3 separate regions of the Homo sapiens genome follow, and all the other regions are linked to region 1. A link is a loop called in an ENCODE intact Hi-C map of the cell type or tissue named here. Cell type or tissue: PC-9. All regions are shown on one strand.

Region 1 (5,000 bases):
TATCGTGCTATTTGTTACCTGTGTACCTCTTTTTGTTGTTGTTGTTGTTGTTTTTGCTAATTAACTTGTATTTTTGTTTTATAGGTCCTGTGTGATTTATGCTTTAAAGACGTTCTGTTTTGATGTGTTCCCAGGATTTGTTTCAAGATTTAGATAGAGCTCCTTTTAGCAGTTCTTGTCTTGGTGGCTTGGTAGTGGCAAATTCTCTTAGCCATTTGTTTTTCTGAAAAAGACTGTATCTTTCCTTCATACATAATGCTTAGTTTTACTGGACACAAAATTCTTGGCTGATAATTATTTTGTTTGAGGAGGCTAAAAATAGAGCCCCAATCATTTCTAGCTTATAGGGTTTCTGCTGAGAATTCTGCTGTTAATCTGATAGGCTTTCCTTTGTAGGTTACCTTGTGCTTTTGTCTCAGAGCTCTTCAGATTCTCTCCTTTGTTGTAACTTTAAATAACTTGATGACAATATGCCTAGACAACGATCTCTTTGTGATTCATTTCACAGGTGTTCTTTGTGCTTCTTGTATTTGGATGTGTAGGTCTCTAGCAAGGCCGGGGAACTTTTCCTCGATTATTCCCCCAAATATGTTTTCCAAAATTTTAGATTTCTCTTCATCCTCAGGAACACCGATTATTCTTAGGTTTGGTCATTTAACATAATCCCAGACTTCTTGGAGGCTTTGTTCAGATTTTCTTATTCTTTTTTCTTTGTCTGTGTTAGATTGGGTAAATTTGAAGGCCTAGTCTTCAAGCTCTGAATTTCTTTCTTCTACTTGTTCAGTTCTATTGCTGAGACTTTCCAGAGCATTTTGCATTTCTATAAGTCTGTCCAATGTTTCCTGAAGTTTTGATTGTTTTTTCTTTATGCTATTATTTACTTGAATATTTCTCCCTTTACTTCTTGTATCATTTTTTGAATTTCCTGGCATTGGACTTTGTTTTTCTCTGGTGCCTCCCCGATTATCTTAATTACTAACCTTCTGAATTCTTTTTCAGGTAAATCAGGGATTTCTTCTTGGTTTGGATCCATTGCTGGTGAGCTAGTGTGATTTTTTGGGGGTGTTTTGTCATATTACCAGAGTTGGCTTTCTGTGTGTGTGTGTGTGTTTTTTTTTTTTTTTCACATTTGGCTTGACTCTGTCAGAGGGAAGGTCTAGGGCTGAAGGCTGTTTTTCAGATTCTTTTGCTCCATGATGTGTTCCCTTGATGTAGTGCTCTCCCACTTTTCCTATGGATGTAGCTTCCTGGGAGCTGAGCTGCAGTGATTGTTATCTCTCTTCTGGGTTGGCCAGCCAGCAAGTCTGCCAGGCTCTGTGCTGGTACTGGGAGTTGTCTGCACAGAGTCCTGTGATGTGAACTGTCTATTGGTCTCTCAGCCATGGATACCAGCACCTGATCCAGTGAAGGTGGCAGTGGGGTGAAATGGACTCTGTAAGGGTTCTTAGCTTTGGTGGTTTAATGTTCTATTTTTGTGCTAGTTGACCTCCTGCTAGGAGGTAGCGCTTTCCAGAGAGCATCAGCTTTGCTAATATGGAGAGGAACTGGGGTTGAGCAGGGTCCTAGAACTCCCAAGAGTATATGCCCTTTGTGTTCAGCTTCCAGGGTGGGTAGGGAAGGGCCGTCAGGTGGGGGTGGGGCTAGGCGTGTCTGAGCTCAGGCTCTGCTTTGGTGGGTCTTGCTGTGGCTGCTGTCAGAGTTGGGGGTGAGTTTTCCAGGTCAACAGAGTTGTGTACCTAGGAGGATTATTGCTGCCTTTGCTGAGTCATGCAGGTTGTCAGGGGAGTAGGGGAAAGCTGGCAGTCACAGGCTTCACCCAGCTCCCACACAATCTGAAGAGCTGGTCTCACTCCCACTGTGCCACCTCCAACAGCACAGAGTCTGTTTCCAGGCAGCAGGCAAGCAGGGCTTGAGAACTTTCCCCAGGCTACCCGCCTCCCAGCTGTGAAAGAAAAGGACTTTAGTTCTTCCCCCACCTGTGGAATCTGCTGGCTGGATTCATGCCCTCCAGCAAGTTCTGGCCAGGAGGCTTCTCACCTGGTTCAAATTGTTACAAAGTTCAGCTGGAGACTTCCTTCTCCCTGTGGCATTTTCCCCATACCTCTGGACACCCTCCTGAAGGATCCCTGTGGTGCCAGGCATGAATGGCCTGCTTGGGGACCCAATGAGTTCCCAGGACCCTTCCTGCTGCTTCTTCTACCCTTGTATTTTGCTTGGCTGTCTAAATTGACTCAGCTCCAGGTAAGGTCAGAAACTTCTGCAAACCTTCCGTTTCCCCAGTAGGGGTGTGTGTTCAGGAGCAGAGGATCTCCCTTTTCTACTTCCACAGTTTGGGCACTCACAGTATCTGGGGTGTCTCCCAGGTCGTGCAGGATCACTCTGCTTCCTTCAGAGGGTCTGTGGGTCCTCTGGGGATTCATGGTTTGTTCTTGCAGTCATTCTGGAGCTAAAATTCACGATGCGAGCCTCCGCATGCCGCTCTGTCTGAGTAGGAGCTGCAATCTAGTCCTGCCTCTCATCCACCGTGATGATCTCCTTAATTGCTGCTGCTCACCTCCCGCTATGCAGCTCAGTTCCTAACAGGACACAGACTGGTACAGATCTGTGGCTTGGGGGTTGGGGACCCACAATTATGGAGGTTGAGAAGTTCCTAGGATCTGCAGACAGCAAGCTGGAGACCTGTGAGAGCCAGAGATGTAAATTCCAGTCTGAGTTCAAAGTCCTGAGAACCAGGAGAGTTGGTGGCAGTCTCAGAGAGTAGGAGAAAACTGATGTCCCAGCTTAACTGTCAGTCACAAAGAGAGCGTGAATTATTTCTTCCTCCATGTCTTTGTGCTATTTTGGGCCCCAGTGGCTTTAATATTTGGAGAAGTGAGCAGGATTTAGCTATATGAATTCTTTCTACTTTGCTAAATCAAACACATAATTGCACAAATTCAGATATAGTCTGTTTTTACTTCTAAAAAGTTTTTCAAAGCCAGGCTTAAGCCATGTATGAATAAGATAAACCTACGTCATTGAACAATCTTCTCAACCCTTTTGAAACGTACATTGTTACCCATGTGAATTAGAAGATTGCCTGGACAGCTGTAAATTTAGAAAATCATGTTTTAAAATGTTTTTAGAATTTATCTATGAATGTAATAAATGTTGGGCAAGTTTGAAACATTTAACCTCTATTAATACTTAAATAATTATCATCTCCAGGCTAATTTTTATCACTATATATCTATAACTGTATATACATCTATTTTTATATTAACAATTTTATAAGTGTGTGTGCAGTAGTCCTCTCTTATTCTCAGTTTTGCTTTCCTCACTTTCGTTTTCTGCAGTTTCAGTTACCTGTGGTCAACTGTAGCCTGAAAACATTAAGTGGAATGTTTTAGAAATAAACAGTTCTTAAGTTTTAAATTGGATGTCATTCTGAGTAGGGTGATGACATTTAGCAGTTCTCACCTGGGACATGAATCTTCCGTTTGTCTACAGAATACCATAGTCGCTTAGTAGCCATCTTGTTTATCAGACCAACTGTCTGGGTATCTAAGTGCTAAATTAAATTGCTTGACATAAGGTTTGCTGGAGGAGATCCAGAATTAGACATTAATTATTTTTAGAAATTAGGCTTTGTAACTATAAAATAGTTATATCATTCAAATATATGTACTGATTTTTTCAAAATGAGAGCATGCTATAGATGCACGTAATCTTTGCACATACATTAACATTGTCATATTTAATATACATCCAATACTTGTTCTAACTTATGAGAACTCAAACATTTTTCTTTTATAATTACTGCTTTTCATGTCATGTTTACATTTTTGCATCTATAATATAATGGTGTGTAATATAAAGTTGTATAATGTGTTACACTATGTAAATATTTATCTCTATATGCCTATAGCACTTACATGGCTTTACTTTTAAATTTAATTTGTGATTCTTTTTAAATTTATTTTTGGGTAGAATAGAGCGGAACCTATCTGATTATATTCTATATTGCTCAACAATTGTCCCAACTCCATCATTAAATTATTCTTTTCCTGTGTCAATTTAAGAAGCCATTTTTATCTTGTACCGAATTTTTATATATTTGTGTTGCTGTTCTCTCTTTTGAAGGTGCCATACTTTCTTGATTATGATAAATTGAGACTATGCTTTAGAACCTGGAAGGATAAGTCCTTCCTCATTAGCCTTCCTTTTCATGGTTTTCCTGGGTACCTAGAGAACTTTAAGATAATTTTCATCAATTCACTGAAAAAATATTAGTATTCTGACAGAAAATGAATACATTCATAGCTTAATTTTTGGAAGAATTTGTCTTTATAAAGATGTGCCTTTCTCTCTCATAATCTGTGTGTTTTCTACATATTCATTTTGCTTATATGCTTCTGAGTAAAATATTATAATTTTCTTCATATAGGTGATCTAATTTTCTGTGAAGTTAATTCCTTATTTTTATGTTTCTTGTTACTATTGTATGTTGCTTTAAGTTTTCTAATTTTGAAAACATTAATTTTTTGGCTTATATGTCCATTTCAATTATTTTATTTTCTATTTTTAATAGCTTCTTAGTTGGTTTCTTCATCTTTTTTGTAGGTATGTAAATATTTAGATTTTTCCTATATTTTTGTATTTTTCATTGTTCATATTGTATTTTCTTCTCTAATTGCATTGGCTATCTGATTCAGAATAATCATGTGTGCATTATTTGTGGGAAACATGATTATTATTTTTGGCATTGATGCCACTACCTGGTATTAATGGTCATGTATGCAATGTTTAAATAGGAAGTTGGCTAGAAGGGTTGTGATTGATTTTAATATATCAAGTCTTTCTATTCATGTTTTTAAGAGATTTGCCATTGGGAGTGGGTGTTAAATTTATTTAATGTTTTTTTTTCAATGTATTAAAATTATTTGAGATTTTCTTATTTAACTTAGTCATGATATTTATTTGATTAATAAATTCCCATATGTTACCTATGTATTCCTGGT
Region 2 (5,000 bases), 100 kb after region 1:
CAATGTCTAGAAGGATTTTTCCAATGTTATCTTTGATTCAGCTTGAGTTAATATTTGTATAAGGTGAGAGATGAGGATCCATTTTTATTGTTCTGCATGTGGCTTGCCAATTATCCCAACAACGTTTGTTGAGTATGGTGTGCTTTCCCCACTTTATGTTTTTAAGTTTATGTGAGTCCTCAGAAACACAGCAGATAAAGACATAAAGACAGCAGATACCTGGTTGGCAAATTCTTATTCATTCTGCCATTCTATATCTTTTATGCGGAGCTTTTAGGCCATTTAGATTCAATGTTAGTATTGAGATATGAAGTACTCTTCTATTCATTGTGCTGTTTGTTGCCTGAATACCTTGTGTTTTATTCATTGTGTTACTGTTATATATGTCCTGTGAGATTTATGCTGTAAGGAGATTCTATTTTGGTATATTTTAAGGCTTTGCTTCAAGATTTCAAGCTCCTTTTAGCAGTTCTTAAAGTGAAGACTTGGTAATGGCGAATTCTCTCAGCATTTGTTTGTCTGAAAAAGACTACCTTTCATTCATTTATGAACCTTAATTTCACTGGATACAAAATTCTTGGCTAATAATTCCTTTGTTTAAGGAGGCTAAAGATAGTGCCTTTAGCCTCCTGTAGGGTTTCTGCTGAGAAATCTGCTGTTAATCTGATAGGTTTTCCTTTATAGGTCACCTGAGGCATTTGCCTCATAGCTCTTAAGATTCTTTTCTTCATCTTGACTTTAGATAACCTGATGACTATGTACCTAGGCGATGAATCTCCCAGGTGTTCTTTGAGCTTCTTGTATTTCATTGTCTAGATTTCTAGTAAGGACAGGAAAATTTTCCTTGATTATTCCCTCAAATATGTTTTCCAAACTTTTATGTTTCTCTTCTTCCCCAGGAATACCAGTTCTTCCTAGGTTTGGTCGTTTAACATAATCCCAAACTTCTTGAATGCTTTGTTCATTTTTTAATATTCTTTTTTCTTTGTCTTTGTTGGACTGGGCTAATTTGAAGGCCTTGTCTTTGAGCTCTGAAGTTCTTTCTTCCACTTGTTCTATTCTATTGCGAAGGCTTTCCAGTATATTTTGCATTTCTCTAAGTGTGTCCTTCATTTCCAGAGTTGTGATTGTTTTTCCTTTATGCTATCTATTTCACTGAAGATTTTTCCCTTCATGTCTTGTTTTCCTTTTTTTTTTTTTTTAGATGGAGTCTCTTGCTCTGTCACCAGGCTGGAATGCAGTGGTGCAATCTTCGCTCACTGCAACCTCTGCCTCCAGGGTTCTCCTGGCTCAGCCTCCTGAGTAGCTGGGATTGCAGTCGTGCACCACCATGCCCAGCTAATTTTTGTAGTTTTAGTAGAGATGGAGTTTCACCATGTTGGCCAGGATGGTCTCGATCACCTGACCTCATGATCTGCCCACCTTGGCCTCTCAAAGTGCTGGGATTACAGGCTTGAACCATGCACCCAGCCATCTTGTATTATTATTATTTTTTATTTCATTAAGTTGGACTTCACCTTTCTCTGGTGCCTCCTTGATTAGCTTAATAATCAACCTTCTGAATTGTTTTTCTGGAAATTCAGAGATTTCTTCTTGATTTGGATCTATTGCTGGTGAACTAGTTTTGATCCTTTGGGGCTGTTAAAGAACCTTGTTTTGTCATATTACAAGAATTGTTCTTCTAGTTTCTTCCCATTTGGGTAGACCGTGTGAGAGGAAAGATCTGGGGCTCTGGGGCTCAGGTGCTGGTGTTCAGATTCTTTTGTCCCATGGGGTATTCCCTTGATGTGGTTCTCTCCCCCTTCCCCCAGGATGTGGCTTCCTGAGAGCCAAACTGCAGTGATTCTTTTTTCTCTTCTGGATCTAGCCACCCTGCAGAGCTACTAGGCTCTGGGCTGGTACTGGGGAGTGTCTGCACAGAGTCCTGTGATGTGAACTGTCTTCAGGTCTCTCAGCCATGGATACTAGCACCTGCTCTGGTGGAGGTGGCAAGCAAGTGAAGTGGACTCTGTGAGGGTCTGTAGTTGTAGTTTTGTTTATTGCACTAGTTTTGTGTTGATTGCCTCCAACCAGGAGGTGGTGTTTTCAAGAGATCATTAGCTGTGGTAGTATAGGGAGGATCAGGTGGTGGGTGGGGCTCAAGAGCTCCCAAGAGATTATGTCCTTTGTCTTTGGCTCACAGGGTGGGTAGAGAAAAACCATCAGGTGGGGGCAGGATTAGGCATGTCTGAGCTCAGACTCTCCTTGGGTGGGGCTTGCTGTGGCTGCTGTGGTGGATGGGGGTGTGGTTCTTAGGCCAATGGAGTTATGTTCCCAGGGAGATTATGACTACCTCTGCTGCGTCATGCAGGTAGCCAGAAAAGTGAGGGAAAACTGGCAGTTACAGGTCTCACCCAGCTCCCGCACAGCCCAAAGGGCTGTTCTCACTCCCACCGTGGCCCTCCCTGAAACAGCACCAAGTTTGTTTCCAGACAGCGGCTGAGCAGGGCTGAGAGCTTTCCTCAGTCTACCAGCCTTCCAGCTGATAAAGCAAGCAGGGCTTCCAGGTTTCATGTCTCCCTGCCTGCCACAGCTTCTGTGCTTTGTCTGCACTCCCAATTCACCCCTTCCTCTGGGTTCTGTCCAGGAAACTTCATGCTTGGTCAAAATTGTTACAAAGTTCAGCTGGAAGTTTCCTTCTCCCTGTGTTTTTTTCCCAATTCCTCTGGCAGCCCTCCCCAAGGACTCCTGTGAGACAAAGTCAGAAATGACTTCCCTGGGGACTGAGAGAGACAACAGGGCTCTTCTCGATGCTTCTTCTACCCCTGTATTTTGCTCAGCTCTCTGAAGTTATCTCAGTTCCAGGTAAGGTCAAAACCCTCCTCCTGTGATCTATACCTTCAGGTTCCCCAGTGAGAGTATGTGTTCAGGGGTGGATGATCCTCCTCACACTTTCACACTTTGGGCATTCATGGTTTTTTGGCTGTCACCCAGGGCCTGAAGCAGCACTCCACTTCTTTCAAAGGGTCTGTAGATTCTCTCAGCTTTCCTTGTATGTTCCTGAGGTAGTTATTGGCGCAGAAGTTCATGATGTGAGTCTCCACATGCTGCTCTGTCTGGCTGAGTGGGAGCCACAAGTTAGTCTTGCCTCCTATTCATCCTCTCCCGCAATGACCTGTGAATTTTCAAGTAGAGGATAGAGTGTACTGTGTTTTCTGGTGTGTCCTCAGAACCTCATTTCTAAGAAGCGTCTTGTGGAACCAGTGTTATGTGAAATATATTTTGGAAAATTTGGCCTGGGCAAGGGGAAGCCAGTGAATGTTTTAAGGAGGGTGACATGGTCCAAAATATTTTATAGGGCCTTCTCTTGGCAGGAATATGATTTGATGAGAAAGAGGCTAGAGGCCCAGAGAACAGATGAGAGCTCATTGGCATCAGCACTTGGACATTTAAGGGTGAGGGCCCAGATGTGCGATGACAGTGGGATCAAAGTAAATATGTAGATGTGAGAGGGAGTGTGAAGAATAAGAAGTCATCAGCAAATGATAATTGTTTTCTAAACAGAGATAACCCAGATGGAAAATTTAAACAAAAGAATATATATAGGTGCTATTTAATGAGCATTTGTTATATGACTGAATACACACACACACACACACACACACACACACACACACACACGCTCCATAGGTTAAGACAAATGAATTAATTTATCCAAGATGGCATGGATAAAATTAGAATAGCAAAGGTTTGAATTCAACTAATTTCGAAGGCCAAATTAGTGCCTCTGTGCTAATCTCTTATAAGAAGAATAAGAAAAGATTATACCAAGTGGTGTTATAATTAAGATTTGATGGGCCATAGAGTTGAAATTTAAAAAGTGAGCAATTAAAAATACTTATCGTGAGATATACATGTAACATAAAAATCTTCTGCAATAGGAAGTAGATGAAGTAATTTAAACATGACACTTGAACCTTAAGGAATTTTGGCAGTAAAAATATATGATATATAATAAGACGTTATATGAGATATAATTAGAATATGATATAAAGTGCTATAGTATAGATTAGAGACTACAAGCATAACTAAAAGCCATTTTCTCCCAAAATTTTACTTCTAAGAGTTGTGGCTGCTGAAATTAGACCAACTTTTGACAATAAAGTAATGAGTCAAATGAAAAATATAGAAATAACCACCTGTGACTCACCTTAGTAGACCTGGTGTACCATAGAGGTAAAAGCAAACAATTATGATACAGGTGTCCTACACAGTGAATGTTTTTTTCTGTATTAATTGAACAAATAATACCTTGCTAAAATATGTTAGGGACTATATAAATTACTTCATTTACATTATTTTCTGTAGGTGAAGGTGAGTATATTATGCTCATTTTACTCATGAAGAAAGTACAATTTAGAGGTTAACTCATCAAAGATCCACAACCAATTGTCTGCAGAGTTGGAATGGGACTTGGATTTGTGTGAGTTTCATGTTTGTTTACTTCACATTTGAAGAAACATTAACCTTTCTCTGTACTGCTTTGTGATTTTTTTAAAAATAGTTCTTCAATGTCATATAAATATATCCAAAAGTTATCGGTTATTTCAGACTTCTTACAATTCCACTTCCTTTGTGAAACTTTTCCTGAGTTAAAAGATTCATCTTTCTTACCAAATAGTGATTACTCTCCCTGCAGGTAGAAAGCATAAATGCTAATTCATGAGCCTTGTATTTTGTATGTCTTGATTTGCTGTTTAACTACATTTATTCATCAAAGTAGTCTTAAAAAGTAATTCTCAAATGGACATTAGGATGGGGTTTAGACCATTTAAACCTTTATAATGGGTTTTAGGATGGGTTTTAGACCATTTAAAACCTTTATAATAATGTGCAAGATGAAACAGATATGGCAAAATGGGGTTACATAGTCAGAAACAGCCTCCAGAATTAGAAAATTTGGTTCAATGATGTGATAAGGGATGGAAATTAAAAATAAATAAAGACTTTCATGGATATTA
Region 3 (5,000 bases), 240 kb before region 1:
TGGTCATAAAGATTGTGCGAATTTGGGTAAGCCACATATGTTCAGCTTTGATTTTCTTGTCTATAAAAATAGGGATAGTATTACGAGGCTGTTTTGAGCTTCAGGACCTTCCAAGATTGTTTTGAAGCTCAAATATATGTAAAAGTAAGAGTGATTTGAATACTCAAAAACTGAATATGAATGGAAAACTTATACTTTTTCAGCGACAGTTAAATTATAGAAAAGATGTGTTCTTTGGCATAATAATGCATTTTAGCAGTGTTTAGTAAGAAAAAATATCTAGTATGGATTCTTTGTTTTGATTAAACACAGAACTGAAAGAAGTTTTTCCTCCTACTTATTGCAGAAGGGTGTAACATCTGAAAAATAGGTCTGGTATGTTGGTCAAATAGAGTGTCTGCTGGAGTTGGAAAATGCATTCTCTTGGGGTTTGTGCAGTCTGGACTTCAATCATTTGTGTTCTTATATAGTGTATCCAAAATATACATAGAGACAGTGGGAAGGGACTTTCTTCTGGCTAGGGGAAACATCAATTCCTTGACACAAACAAAAATTGAATTAAGAGTTTATTCTGAATTAATAGTACTGAGGAAGGTTAATGAAAAATAAACAAAGAGTAGTCATTAATTAAAAATATTAGCAATCCAGTAATATAGTCTCCGTATGGAGCATCCTCACTACTAACAGGCATCTTTAGCATTTATTAGATTTCAGGCAAGGCTCTCTTTAGTAGCCTTTGTTCAGGCACACAAAATGACCTGCTCCTTTATACTTCTGTACTTTTAAACAATCTATTTATTTATTTAGATGGAGTCTCACTCTGTCACCCAGGCTGGAGTGCAGTGGCACGATCTTGGCTTAATGCAGCCTCTGCCTCCTGGGTTCAAGCGATTCTCGTGCCTCACCCTCCCGGGTAGCATGTGCCTGCCACCACGCCCAGCTAATTTTTGTATTTTTAGTAGAGACGGGGTTTCACCATGTTGGCCAGGGTGGTCTTGAACTCCTGACCTCAAGTTATCCACCTGCCTTGGCCTCCCAAAGTGCTGGGATTACAGGCATGAGCCACCTCAACCAGCCCTTCTATGCTTTTGCACATGGTTTTTCCCTTTGCCTGGACTGTTCTTCCTCATCTTGATCACCTCGGCCGCCATCTCAGCCACCAGAAGACTTCCTGCAAGACTTGGTTCAGACATCACAGTTCAGACAGGATGAAGCCTTTATCAACCTTCCTCTGTAGTGCCATGCAGGCAAGAAAAGTGTATTGAATTACACTGTGTCCGTCATTCAATGTGTTTATCTCACACCTGATACTGTGACAGCCTGAGGACTGTACTGTGTCAACTCATTTCTTATCCTTAGCATCTGGCATGGTGCCCAGCACATAACAGGTCCTAAATAAATGTTTGTTGAATGAATATAAAAGTCTGGCAGCTTTAAGAATAAATAAATAAACAAAAAACTTCGTTCTAATCCTGATGGAAGTTTAGTTACTTCTGTCTCTCAGAAGGGGAATCCTGTCAAATAGTCTAACAATGTGTAAAAGGAGGTAGTTACTCACAGATCTTAGAGGTTTCTATCAAAACATGCTTAGATATTAATAGGTACCTAACATTAGAAATTCCTTAACCCAGAAAGGCTACTTATAGAAATTTATCTTAAGGTAATTAAGAATGTGCATAAAGACCTAGCTATAAAGATGATCATTTTATTCTGTTTATAATACCAAAACACTGTAAATGTGCTACGTAGCCAACAATTGTGTATTAGTTAAATAAATTATAGTATAAAATTAAAGCGATGATGTAAAATGTATTTACTAATTTGGAATGATATTCATGTTACAGCAAATGTAAAAAGCAGGTTACAAAATTGTATATTCACTAAGTTGCCATTTTATTAAAAAGAAAAAGAATTTAGATACTAAGAAGGAGAAGTCTGGGAAGAGATATACATGAAAATGCTAATAGAAATTTCCCCTAGCTGTTGAAATTATGTGTCGTTTAAATTTTTATCTTTGCCTATAGTTGTTCAACATTCTCACATTAAAATGTATTGATTGGATAATCATCTTTAAATTACAAGAGAAAACATATAATCCTCTTGAAGGCTTCTAGAAAGGCCCATCGCTTTTAACATTCTCCATATTCTTTCAAAAGCCTTCCTCTTTCAGTGGATTTCTAGAATACTATAGGCTGGTGAAGAAAAAGAGGATGGAATTAAGGAACAGAAGGTGTAGGACATGAATTCATTGTATCCATACTCTCCAAGATTAGCTGCTGAATGTAACCACTAGAAGTTGATGTTTGGGCTGGATGAGTTGTCCTTTTGGGACACTGATAGCAGGACTTGCAGTGAAGAGGAAGATGTGAGCCAGAGGTCAAAGATATTGACAAAATGAGGTATGTGTGATGTGCTTCTTAGACATGACAGGGAGCAGAGAGAGAGAGTGAAACAGCAAAGACTCATGTTCTTTAAAAGAATGTGACTTTTTTTTTGAAGTGAGTGAGGGAGTTTGGTTCTAAAAGCAGCATTGGGGAACAAAACACTCAGCACATCTATAGATCCTGAGGTCCACGAGATGTGAGAGAACAAATGGGTACCCCATAGAGTGTCATAGGGGGATATGGAGTACTGGGAGAGCCAGGTTTCAGTTAAGGCAGGAGGTGTTGTTGGTATTAGATCATAATAGTCTTACACCTCCAGGTCAAGTGGCAGTGGCTATCCCAGGGATTGTGGACTTTCATGTGTAGCTTAGGTTAGTTATTCTTGTGGAAAACTGCCCAAGAAGAATGAGACATCGTTCCTGGCTTTAGGTAACTTCTTCCAGGTAGGAAGCATACCTACCATACATAAAAAACATAGAAAACATTTTGATGTTGAGCCATTGCAGTTGGCTGTCAGGCTTCGCTTATAAAACCAGTTCAGCTGGATCTAAGCTTTTGAACTTATCACCCTTTGAAGGCAATCCCTGCCGCTGAGTCCCTTCTACTTTCTTGGCTGCTATCCGACACAACATGCTGAAATTCCATGTCATCAAGGAGGCACCAGACTGACTCACAGTGCAGCAAGGATTTAGAGAAAACACATCAGAGTAGCAGGGAAGAGCTGGAATGGGGATGATGCATGAGATTGACTGAATCAGCTCTTAAGAGATGAATAAGTTTACTTGACGGACACTGGGAATAACGTGAGTGAGCAAAGACATAACAGTGAGGATGAGCGTAATATGAATATTATAATAATTCTTTTTGTATCATTAAATTGTATTTTGTAACATTTCTAATTTCCTAGCCCATATTTTAAAATTAGGTTTATTAAGGTATACCTTACATATAATAAAATTTGCCCTTTTTAGTGTATAATTTGAGGAGTTACGCATTCAGTATCACAATCAAGATACAGAACTGCATTGTCCAATAAACCACATTGTCCAGTAGAAATAAACCACATATGTAACTTTACATTTCTAGTGGCCACATTAACAAAGTAAAAAGAAACAAGTGAAATTTAATAATATGGTTTATTTAACCAAATATATAAAAATATTCACTAGTAATCAATATAAAAGTTATTGACATTTTACATTTTTTTCAAATCTTTGAAGTCTGATGTGTCTTTTATACTTACAGCACATCTCAATTCAGACTAGTCACATTTCAAGTGTTTAATAGCCACATGTGTCCAGTGTGTACTGTAATAGACAGTAAAGATACAGATTATTCCCATCACACCAAAACGTTCTCTTGTATCCCTTTGCAGTCAATCTGTTTTCCCCAATCCTGCTTGACTCCTGGCAACTACTGATCTGTTTCTGTCCCTGTACATATTTATCAGAGTTGGAAAAACAGACCTGAGAGAGAGAGAAAGAGAGAGAGAGAGATTTTTAAGGAATTTGTTCCTGTGGTTGTAAAGGCTGGCAAATCTGAAATCTGCAGGGCAGGCCAGCAGGTTGGAGGCTCAAGGAAGAGTTGATGCTGTAGCTCAAGTCAGAAGGCAGTCTGAAGGCAGAATTTCTTTTTTATGGGAACCTTAATTTTTTTTCTGAAGGCCTTTATAAGGCCCACTCATATTGTCGGGGGCAATCTGCTTTACTCAAAGTTTACTTATTTAAATTTTAATCACATCTGAAAAACACCTTCCCATCCTTTTCATTTAGCAACTCCACTTCTGGGTATATACCCAAAGGAATTGAAAAGCAGGGTCTTAAAGAGATATTTATACACCCAACTTTATAGCAGCATTATTCACAATAGCCAAAAGATGGAAGCAACTCAAGTGTTCATCAAGAGATGAATGGATAAACAAAATGCAGCGTATACTGTTATTCAGCCTTAACAAAAGGAAATTCTGACATGTACTATAACACAGGTGAACCTTGAGACATCATGCTAAGTGAAATATGCTAGCCACAAAAAGGCAATAGTGTATGATTTTACTTATATGCGGTAACTAGAGTAGTCAAATTCACAGAGACAGAAGGTAGAAGGTTGATTTCCAGGGTCTGGGGGAAGGGGAGTGGAGAGTTATTGTTTAATGGGTATAGACCTGCCGTTCTGTAAGACGAAAAGATTTCTGGAGATAGGTTGTACAACAATGTGAATGAACTTAAAACTACTAAATTGTACTGTCAAAAATATTTAAGATAACAAATTTTATGTTACATGTATTTTACCACCACCACAACAAAAAACACCTTCAAAGCACATCTGTACTGATATTTCATGAAAAACTAGGTACCAGGACAGGCGTGGGGGCTCATGTCTGTCATCCAAGCATTTTGGGAGGCTAAGATGGGAGAATCACTTGAGCCCAGGAGTTTGAGACCAACCTGGGCAACATAGCAAGATCTTTCTCTCTAAAAAAAAATTACAACAAAAAACTGGGTACCATGGCTTAGCTAAGCAGGCACACAAAATTAACCATCATACTGTAAGTTTTCTCTTTTCTAGAATATTAGACAAATGGAATTATACAATAAGTAGCCCTCGGTGGCTGGCTTC

The links. A loop is a pair of places that touch in the nucleus more often than their neighbours do. Peaks named below come from ENCODE experiments on the same cell type or tissue, not always from the same donor. Only the 100,000 strongest peaks of a DNase experiment are listed, where the experiment ranks them.
Region 2: it touches region 1 in a loop (11-fold over the local background); 1 of 110 quality-filtered maps calls a loop at or near these places.
Region 3: it touches region 1 in a loop (8-fold over the local background); 1 of 110 quality-filtered maps calls a loop at or near these places.

What each region holds. Positions count from the first base shown.
Region 1 is chr6:119,725,811-119,730,810 of GRCh38, forward strand. All of the region lies in intron 2 of LOC105377975 (a long non-coding RNA gene), which reads left to right. Among named protein-coding and RNA genes, the nearest start is that of MIR3144, 290 kb to the right of the region's middle. RefSeq lists an enhancer at 1,325-2,159. In PC-9, CTCF peaks have their summits at 2,350 and 2,552; a DNase peak (open chromatin) is centred at 2,001; H3K4me3 peaks cover 3,332 bases; H3K27ac peaks cover 4,298 bases.
Region 2 is chr6:119,828,445-119,833,444 of GRCh38, forward strand. The region is part of intron 2 of LOC105377975 (a long non-coding RNA gene); the gene reads left to right. Among named protein-coding and RNA genes, the nearest start is that of MIR3144, 180 kb to the right of the region's middle. RefSeq lists enhancers at 1,851-2,390, 2,391-2,930. In PC-9, no CTCF peak of the experiment used is centred here; DNase peaks (open chromatin) are centred at 1,237 and 2,307; H3K27ac peaks cover 2,548 bases.
Region 3 is chr6:119,481,778-119,486,777 of GRCh38, forward strand. The region is part of intron 1 of LOC285762 (a long non-coding RNA gene); the gene reads right to left. The region is part of intron 2 of LOC107986525 (a long non-coding RNA gene); the gene reads right to left. Among named protein-coding and RNA genes, the nearest start is that of MAN1A1, 130 kb to the left of the region's middle. In PC-9, no CTCF peak of the experiment used is centred here; a DNase peak (open chromatin) is centred at 2,984; H3K27ac peaks cover 1,978 bases.